Linked DNA regions of Homo sapiens: region 1 is linked to region 2. Evidence: read pairs that join two places in POLR2A ChIA-PET (ENCODE). Cell type or tissue: Panc1. All regions are shown on one strand. Each heading gives the region's core, and the rest is flanking DNA. Links, peaks and the distances in the headings are about the cores only.

What was found. Peaks named below come from ENCODE experiments on the same cell type or tissue, not always from the same donor. Only the 100,000 strongest peaks of a DNase experiment are listed, where the experiment ranks them.
Region 1: POLR2A ChIA-PET joins it to region 2 with 9 read pairs; 1 of 35 experiments calls an interaction of 5 or more read pairs at or near these places.

Annotation. Positions count from the first base shown.
Region 1 is chr9:72,316,887-72,321,938 of GRCh38, reverse strand. The region is part of intron 2 of LINC01504 (long intergenic non-protein coding RNA 1504); the gene reads right to left. Among named protein-coding and RNA genes, the nearest start is that of LINC01504, 14 kb to the right of the region's middle. In Panc1, for the core only: no CTCF peak of the experiment used is centred there; no DNase peak of the experiment used is centred there; H3K27ac peaks cover 1,402 bases.
Region 2 is chr9:73,154,550-73,159,008 of GRCh38, reverse strand. ANXA1 (annexin A1) reads right to left here. Exons shown (of 13, transcript NM_000700.3): 2 at 408-487; 3 at 206-314. The coding sequence starts at 473. Among named protein-coding and RNA genes, the nearest start is that of ANXA1, 4.9 kb to the right of the region's middle. In Panc1, for the core only: no CTCF peak of the experiment used is centred there; no DNase peak of the experiment used is centred there; H3K4me3 peaks cover 639 bases; H3K27ac peaks cover 2,411 bases.

The sequences.
Region 1 (5,052 bases), core at 629-4,628, 840 kb after region 2:
TTAATCAGTCTGGGCTCACTACATACTTATGTTCAAACTAGTAAATATTTTAAGTTTTCTTGAATTACAGCTTTAGATCAGGGTTGGCAAACTATAGTCATGTGTCACTTAGCACTGGGGATACCTTCTGACAAATGTGTTGTTAGGTGGTTTTGTCCTTGTGTTAGCCTCAGGGAATGTACTCACACAAACCTAGATGGTATAGCTTACTACACACCTAGCTTATATGGTGTGGCCTATTGCTCCTATGCTACAAACCTATTCCTTCTTCAAAGGTAAACTAACTTTAGCTTACTGTAACATTTTTACTTTTTTAAACTATTTAATTTTTAAAAATTTTTGACTTTTATAATAAATTTAGCTTAAAACACATTGTACAGCTGCTCAAAAATATTTTATTTCCTTATATTTTTATTCTATAAGCTTTTTTTCATTTTTAGAATTTTTACTAGTTTTTTACTTTTTAAATTTTTTGTTAAAAACTAAGACACAAACACACACCTTAGCCTAGGCCTGCACAGTGTCAGGATCATCAATATCACTGCTTTCCACCTCCACATCTTGTCCCACTTGGAAGGTCTTCATGGCAATAACATACATGGAGCTGTCACGTCCTATGATAACAATGCCTTCTTCTGGGTACATTCTGAAGGACCTGCCTGAGGCTGTTTACAGTTAACTTTTTAAAATAAGTACAAGGAGTCCACTATAAAATAATGATTAAAAGTATGGTATAGGACCAGGCACGGTGGCTCACGCCTGTAATCCCAGCACTTTGGGAGCCTGAGGCAGGTGGATCATGAGGTCAAGAGATGGAGACCATCCTAGCCAACATGGTGAAACCCCGTCTCTACTAAAAATACAAAAATTAGCTGGGCGTGGTGGCATGCGCCTGTAATCCCAACTATTTGGGAGGCTGAGGCAGGAGAATCGCTTGAACCCAGGAGGCGGAGGTTGCAATGAGCCGAGATAGCACCACTGCACTCCAGCCTGGTGACAAAACAAGACTCCGTCTCAAAAAAAAAAAAAAATATGTGTGTGTATATATATATATAGTATATTAAATACATACACCAGCAAGTTGTTTATTACATTATCAAGTATTATGTACTGTACATAATTGTGCTATATATGTATATATATATAGAGAGAGACAGAGAGACAGAGTCTCCCTCTGTTGCCAGGCTGGAGTGCAGTGGCACAATCTCGGCTCACTACAACTTCCACCTTCCAGGTTCAAGCAATTCTCCTGCCTCAGCCTCCCAAGTAGCTGGGACTACAGGCGCCTGCCACCACATCCAGCTAATTTTTGTATTTTTATAGAGATGGGGTTTCACCATGTTGGCCAGGATGGTCTTGATCTCTTGACCTTGTGATCCACCTGCCTCGGCCTCCCAAAGTGCTGGGATTACAGGCGTGAGCCACTGCACCTGGCCAATTGTGCTATATTTTTATATGACTAGCAGTGTGGTAGATTTGTTTACAACAGCATCACTACAAACACTTGAGTAGTACATTGCACTTTGATGTCAAAATGGCTACAATGTCACTAGGCGATAGAAATTTTTCAGCTCCATTATGATCATCTTATGGGACTTCCCTCCCATGTCCAGTCCATCCTTTTTTTTTTTTTAGACAGAGTCTCAAAATCCCAGCAATTTGGGAGGCTGAGGCAGGCAGATCACCAGAGGTCAGGAGTTTGAGACCAGCCTGGCCAACGTGGTGAAACCCGGTCTCTACTAAAAATACAAAAAATTAGCCAGGTGTGGTGGTGGGCACCTGTAGTCCCAGCTACTTGGGAGGGTGAGGTAAGAGAATTGCTTGAACCCGGGAGGCAGAGGTTGCAGTGAGCAGAGATTGTGCCATTGCACTCCAGCCTGGGCAACAAGAGCAAGACTCCATCTCAAAAAAAATATATATATATATATGTATATATATATGTGTGTGTGTGTGTGTATATATGTATATATATGTGTTTGTATATATATACATATAGATACATATATATAACAAAGTTTACTTCTCATAGTGAAGATAAATTCTCATCACTAGTATTGATTCTGGAGCTTTCTTTTCCATGTGTTATAAGGCGAATTGTGTTCCCCCAAAATTCACAGGTTAAAATCCTAACCCGAAAACTTCATAATGTGACTGTATTTGGAGACAGAGTCTTTAATTAGGTCACTAAGTTAAAATGAAATCATTGGGGTGGGCCCTAATCCAATATGCCTGGTATCCTTGTGTGAAGGGGAAATTAGGACACAGACATCTACAGAAAGACACCATGTGAAGACGCAGGGAGAAGGCGGCCATCTACAAGCCCAGCAGAGAGGCCTCAGAAGAAATTGATTCTGGTGACACCTTGATCTTGAACTTCTACCCTCTAGAATTGTAAGAAAATAAATTTCTGTTGTATAAGGCACCCAGTTTGTGGTACTTTGTTATGTCAGTCCTAGCAAACTAATATACCATGTTTCTGCCTTTACATACAAGTAGGCAACTATCATGTCTTCTCTTTACCAACTTCAATATCTTCTTTCCCTTCATACATTCATTTTGGCTTATCCATTGTCTACCATATCTTTTTTTTTTAAATATGTTTTCCAAATATTGTATCCATTGGTTCAGCACTTCTACCTCTAGGAAATTTTCATACTAAGGAAATTATACTAAAGAAGCACAAAGCTTTATATTATACATAAAAATTTGCATCCCAGCAATGCATATCATTTTCTCCAATTTTGAAAAATGATATATTACACATACTTTATTTTACAAAAAAGTAAGCCCAACATAATACATGTGTGATGAAATTTTCAAATAATGTGAAAATTTATAAGCAAAAAGTAAAGCCTTCTCTTACATTTACCCAGAAACCCACTCCCCAAAGAGCACTATAAGAGCATATTATCTGCACATATGATTATAAATATAAATAAACTCATGTATATATTTCTAAAAACAGAAATGGGGAAACAAATACATAATAGTAGAATAGTTTCACCTATGATATCATGCATATCTTTCTATGTTAATTCAATTCCTTATCCTTCCTTCCTTCACTGCCTTCGTAACTCCTGCCCCACTTAAGAGAGCTAGATTGTCATCTTGCTGACACTATCTGTCCTTCCCTATCTCTCTGTTAAGTGTTATTTCTCTAGATTCACATAGCACCCTGGACATAGCTAATAACCTCATATATGACCATAGTTAAGAACGATGGCACTAGGGTCAAACTGCCTGGGTTTTAATCCTCGTGTATTTATTTCCTGTTGCTGTTATAACAAATTACCACAAACTTAATAGCTTAAAACAACATAAATTTAGAAGTCAAAAGTTGTAAAATCAAGGCGTTAACAGGACTCTGTTCTTTCCGGAGGCTCCAGAGGAGAATTCATTTCCAGCTTCTGGAGGCTGCCTGCATTCCTTGGCTCACGGTCCTTTCCTCAGTCTTCAAGGTCAGCAGTGTGGCATCAAGCCTCTCTTTCCTTCTCTTCTGCCCTTTCTCTCTCTCTCTTTCTCTGTTTTCATCATCACATTCCTTCTGTGACTCTGACATTACTATTTACCTCTTATTAGGACTCTCCTCAACATTGGACCCACCCAGATCATCCAGGATAATCTTCCTGTATCAGGATCCTTAACTTAGGTCGAGCATGGTGACTCACACCTGTAATCCCAGGACTTTGGGAGGCCAGGTAGATCACCTGAGGTCAGGATTTCAAGAACAGCCTGGCCAACATAGTGAAACCCCATCTCTACTAAAAATATAAAAATTAGCCGGGCATGGTGGCACGTGCCTGCAGTCCCAGATACTCAGGGGCTTAGGCAGGAGAATCTCTTGAACCTGGGAGGTGGAGTTTGCAGTGAGCTGAGATTGCGCCACTGCACTTCAGCTTGGGCAACAGAGTGAGACTCCATCTTAAAAAAAAAAAAAAAATCCTTAACTTAATCATACCTGCAAAATCCCTTTTTTCCATGTAAGATTATATTCCATTTTTACCATTTTACTTTACAGGTAATTTCGATGCAAGGTAATATTTGCAGGTACTGGGGATTAGAAGGTGGACATCTTCAGGGAGCCATTACTCAACCTGCCACACTGGGCAATGCCATCTTATTAGCAAGGCATGCCTCAGTCTCAACAGCTATTAAAAAGAACAGAGTGATCATCCCTACTCATAAGGTTGCTCTGAGGATTCAGTGAGTTCATACCTGTGAATGGTGCCTGGGACATCATATATGTTCAGTAGTGGTAGCTATCATTATTATTATTATTATTATTATTATTATTATTATTATTGATGGAGTCTGGCTCTGTCACCCAGACTGGAAGGCAGCAGCACGATCTCAGCTCACTGCAACCTCCACCTCCTGGGTTCAAGTGATTCTCCTGCCTCAGCCTCCCGAGTAGCTGGGATTACAGGCACCCGCCACCATACCTGGCTAGTTTTTGTATTTTAGTAGAGACGTGGTTTTACCATGTTGGCCAGGCTGGTCTCAAACTCCTGACTTCAGCTGATCTGCCTGCCTCAGCCTCCCAAAGTGCAGGGATTACAGGTATAAGCCACCATGCCCAGCCAGTGGTAGCTATTATTATAACTACATAGTTATCTAGTTACCTTCTTTGCTCTACACTAGACTGCTAGTTCTTGAAGAAAAGAACAGAATTTTATATATCTGTGTGTTCCCAGGGTGGAGCACAGGGTCTGGGACATATTAGGTGCTCAATAAATATTTGTCAACCTGAATTACTCCACTTAAAAGACTAATATTTAGCCAGTAAAAATTATAGAGAATTTGAAATATTATGAAAAACATCATCATACATTATATTGTCATACAAAGTGACAAAAGCAAAATAAAATATGCACAATCACAGCTGTTTTAAATATGCAGGGCTAAAAATTATGCATAAAAATAGACTGGGAGGAAATATGCGCAAACATTAACACATTAACAGTTGGTGGTCTTGGAGTTGGGAAATCATGGGTTATTTTTTCTTCCTGTTTTTTTATTTTTTAACTTCAGATTTTCTCTATTGAGCACATT
Region 2 (4,459 bases), core at 460-4,459:
ATCTGCTGTAACAATAGAGATTCCACTGATGTGAACACAATTTCCTCAGTGTTAAGTAAATAATTACATCTTCGTTTGGCAAAGAAATGTTTTTATCTTCAAAATGAAACAGATTCTTTCCATTGCACATGTCTGTTTTTTGACAGTCATTCAAATAGCCATTCTGAAATGTCCAGGAGGGAACTGTTTTGAGGAAACACGTTACCTTTAACCATTATGGCCTTATGCAAGGCAGCGACATCCGAGGATGGATTGAAGGTAGGATAGGGGCTCACCGCTGATCCGGGACCACCTTTGGATGACTTCACAGTTTGCTAAGAATGAGAGAGAAATAAATTAATGGCCATTTACTTATATTCGTTTTTATTTCAATATTGTAATCATAATTTTATTATCACTCTACTTACAACATATTCCTGCTCTTCATTTTCAATAAACCAGGCCTGCTTGAGGAATTCTGATACCATTGCCATTTTTGAAAAAGTGTCTGGAAAGAAAACAGTTAGATGCTTTTACAAAACAAATGCACCACACACAACCTCTCCTTCCTCACCTCTTACATACATAAGAGTTAGCATTAGAGAGTAGCCTTGCGCTTACTTTCCAGGATCAATTACACTTAGGAGCATAACAAAATGTAAGACGTAATTTTTTTTAAAGGAAGCTTTTATACTTAAAATGAAACCATACCCTCCTCTCTGAAATTGAACTCTTTCTTGGCATATTCAGTTCTAAATTTTAGAGATCAGACAACTACTACAAGTAAGCACACAGGCTGAAGAGAGGAGTTTGTGGTTCACTACATTGTTCTAAATTTGTAGACCACCCACCATATGCCAAGCACTAAGAGTACAAAAACATTGAAATATCATCTTAAGTACCCTCAGGACTTAAAGCTAGTGTGTGCTCTCCATAGGAAAACATAAGGGCTAAAGAAACTTCTTAGAGTAGGCCCTGGCTGACCCAAGCCTCTCTTGAAATGAGTCAAGATTAACCTGGCAGAAAAGTTAAAGAAGAAGCTTGTCATATTTGGGAAGCAGAAGAAAGTTTGCTGGAGCGAGAAATGTTGGCAGAAGCTGAAACAAGAAGCTTCAATGTGTCCACAAAGCTTTGGGAAAACATTAATGGGTTTCTTTTTGTTTGTTTGTTTTTTTAAAGCAGCATGGTTTCATTTATGTTTCCGAAAGACCATTCATCCTTTATCATGGAGAATGGCTAAGAGATAGACAAGATGGAGGATTAGAATACTATTTAGTAGACCATTAGACCATCTATGTGGAATTAATGAGAGCCTGTACAAAAGTAATGGCTAGATGAAAAGCTTAATGATTGCTTTTTTTTTTTTTTTTTTTTTTGAGATGGAGTCTTTCTCTGTCGCCCAGGCTGGAGTGCAGTGGTGAAATCTCGACTCACTGCAACCTCCGTCTCCTGGGTTCAAGCAATTCTCCTGCCTCAGCCTCCTGAGTAGCTGGGATTACAGGCACCAGCCACCACGCCCGGCTAATTTTTGTATTTTTAGTAGAGACAGGTTTTCACCATGTTGGCTAGGCTGATTTTGAACTCATGACCCCAAGTGATCTGCCCGCCTCGGCCTCCCAAAGTGCTGGAATTACAGGTGTGAGCTACCACTCCCAGCCAATGATTACATTTATAAGGTAAAATAACTTGTGCCAATCTGTACAAGTGAATTCAGATTTAAAATTTTAATTGTAAAAAGATATCCAGGTGATATTTCTCCCTGAATAATTTAGTTTCCTTTTCTATTTCTTGATATAAAAGTACTCAGCATTGAAGTAATTGCTATCTTCACATTTCTTCCTATTTGAGCTGTCTAAATAGTAGTCCTACATATTTTCCCACCCAACACAAAAAACCCAGAAAAGAATTATTTTATACTGGATTTTTTTGTTGTAGCAGGAAGCCTAGAGGTGCAATTGTAACATGCATGTTCTTTTGGCAAACTCTATCTTAAAGGAAATTTCTTGAATTGCTATCATGACTTGGCAATATTTTTATTTAATGAGACATATATTTTTAAGATCTTAAGTATATTGAAAATTAATGTGTTCTCTGTTTTGGCCACACACACACAAAATGCCATCACAGATCCTTTTAGTCTGGGGATGTTTTTCAGAGGCCTTGCTCAAGGTCTACACTGATCTGTCTATCTACACCATTCTGTTTCACCCCTCTAGAGACTACTCTCATGAATGTTTGTGAGAGAGGTTGGGAGGACAATCTTGGCAGTTTTAAATTCTTGATATGAAGATAAATGACTCATGAGGCATAAACTGATTCCATAAACTGATTCCTCAACAGCATGTTCAGACAAACTCTTTCCATTTTCACCTGCTAAAAAGTAACTGGAGTTGCAAGTAATAACACTGAATGCATGAAGAAAATAATATCCAAAGCAGAAATCATCCCCACTTAATTCGCATGGGATTGCTCTTATTACTATTCTGTCATCTGTGAGAAGAACCAATACTTTTTCCATTCATTTAAAGCAGCCTGTTTCCTAAATATAATTGATAGACTTAAAATTGCTTCCTGATAAAGTAACAACCCGCAATTTTGCACAAGGTTTTAGTTCCCATTACAGTCTAGTTTCATGCAATTGCGGTTGCCACATGGAGTTTCATATTCCACCTTCTTAATTGGCACACCCAATACTTTAAAAGCAATTCTAGCAGCTTCAGGCACTCAAAATTTCCATTTTCATCATTTCATCCAAGGCTTTGATAAGGAAGAATCATCAAAATGAGTGTTAAAATTCATCACTTGGCAAAGTACTACTCCATCACTTATAAAAACATGTTTTTATTATTTATTTATTTTATTTATTTATTTATTTATTTATATTATTTATTATTATTATTTATTTATTATTATTATTATTATTATTCCATTCTTTTCAATTAGCAAATAAAAACTTCAAAAGAAAGCAAAAGAAAGACTAAAGATATTGTCCAGTCTAATATTAAAGGTGTCTCTGACAACTTCAAAATAAACGTTATAAAAACTTTACTGTACTGTTTTTTTTTTACTTCTAAAAAATACTTGAATAATGTCCATTTAAAAAAAAAGCCAGAGAAAGCCCAGGAAAAGGTATATTAATTACATAACACAAGATAACAAAAATAAGTTGTTTAAGTCACTTATTTGAAAGAGAGAGCATCCCTAGAGGAGACAGCTTTGTGATTTGTATCTTCTAAGTTCCTACATTCTAGCCTGAAGTATTTGGATAGACTAAAAGCATAATCTAGGAAAGAAAAGCAACCAATAGAGAATTTTCTTCAAGAAATCAATTAGAGAAAAACGGAATCTGAATTCAGCCAAATTCACCACCAGCTCTTAGCAAAGATTAAAGACAGGAGCATCAAGGCAGGATATAAGAAATTGCTCTAAAGGAAACAGATTTTATCACATACAGCTGGTTAAGGGCTCAAAGCCAACTGCACGTATTAACTGAACTTCTGAATAATTATAATACAACTAACAAATACCAAATATATATTTTTTTATATATTGGCCAAATTCTATCCTTAAGCCGTTCTGACTCTTCAATACCTACACTCTGCATGAAAACCTGCCTAAGCCAATGAGTTCATGAAAGGTTTTCTTTTTTCTATCTTTTTGTTTGTAGTGTATAAAGCTTGCAATAGATTTTAAAGAGCCTGTTCTATCAACTTATAGATTTCAACTAACTCAATACAGATTTCAACTAACCAAAGATAAGCTCTAAAACTAAGTTTATTTCAGTACTTAGCATGAGCTCATTGACGGTGAAATTGGCCATTTATACATAGGCAAATCTATAAGGAAATTAACAATATTTCACATTTCTTCTAATTAATGGTCTTTTTGTGAACATGCACTGCCTACTAATGTCAGCTTATCTATGATTTGAATGTATAGCTTTCTAAAGCGTAGCAATTTTTTTGCATATTTATGTGTCCTAAGAGAGTCCCCCCGCTTCATTTTTCCATCTCTCAGCCTCATGAAAGGCTACCTCTATCTAGAATTTGTGACAGAGGAAGCTGAGTTTTGTGGTTGATTGTATCTTCCTGGTTACAATCTAGAACTATCAGAGTTTTGCAATGATAGTAACAGCAATGACTAACCCTTGCTTGGAATAATAGCCTTTAATCATTATCCTCAGTTTCTATCTGGGAAAACTGAGTGCTATTTTCAAGCAGTCTTCCTGCTAGTAGTGGCAAGAATGGAGACATAAATCCATCCCTTTTGATTCCAAAGTGTTATATATTTTGGCTGTGCATGGTGGCTCACACCTGCAATCCCAGCAATTTAGGAGGCCAAGGTGGGCAGATTACTTGAGGCCAGGAGTTCAAGACCAGCCTGGCCAGCATGGCGAAACCCCGTCTCTACCAAAAGTACAAAAATCAGCCAGGCATGGTGGTGTGCACCTGTAGTCCCATCTACTCAGAAGGCTGAGGCA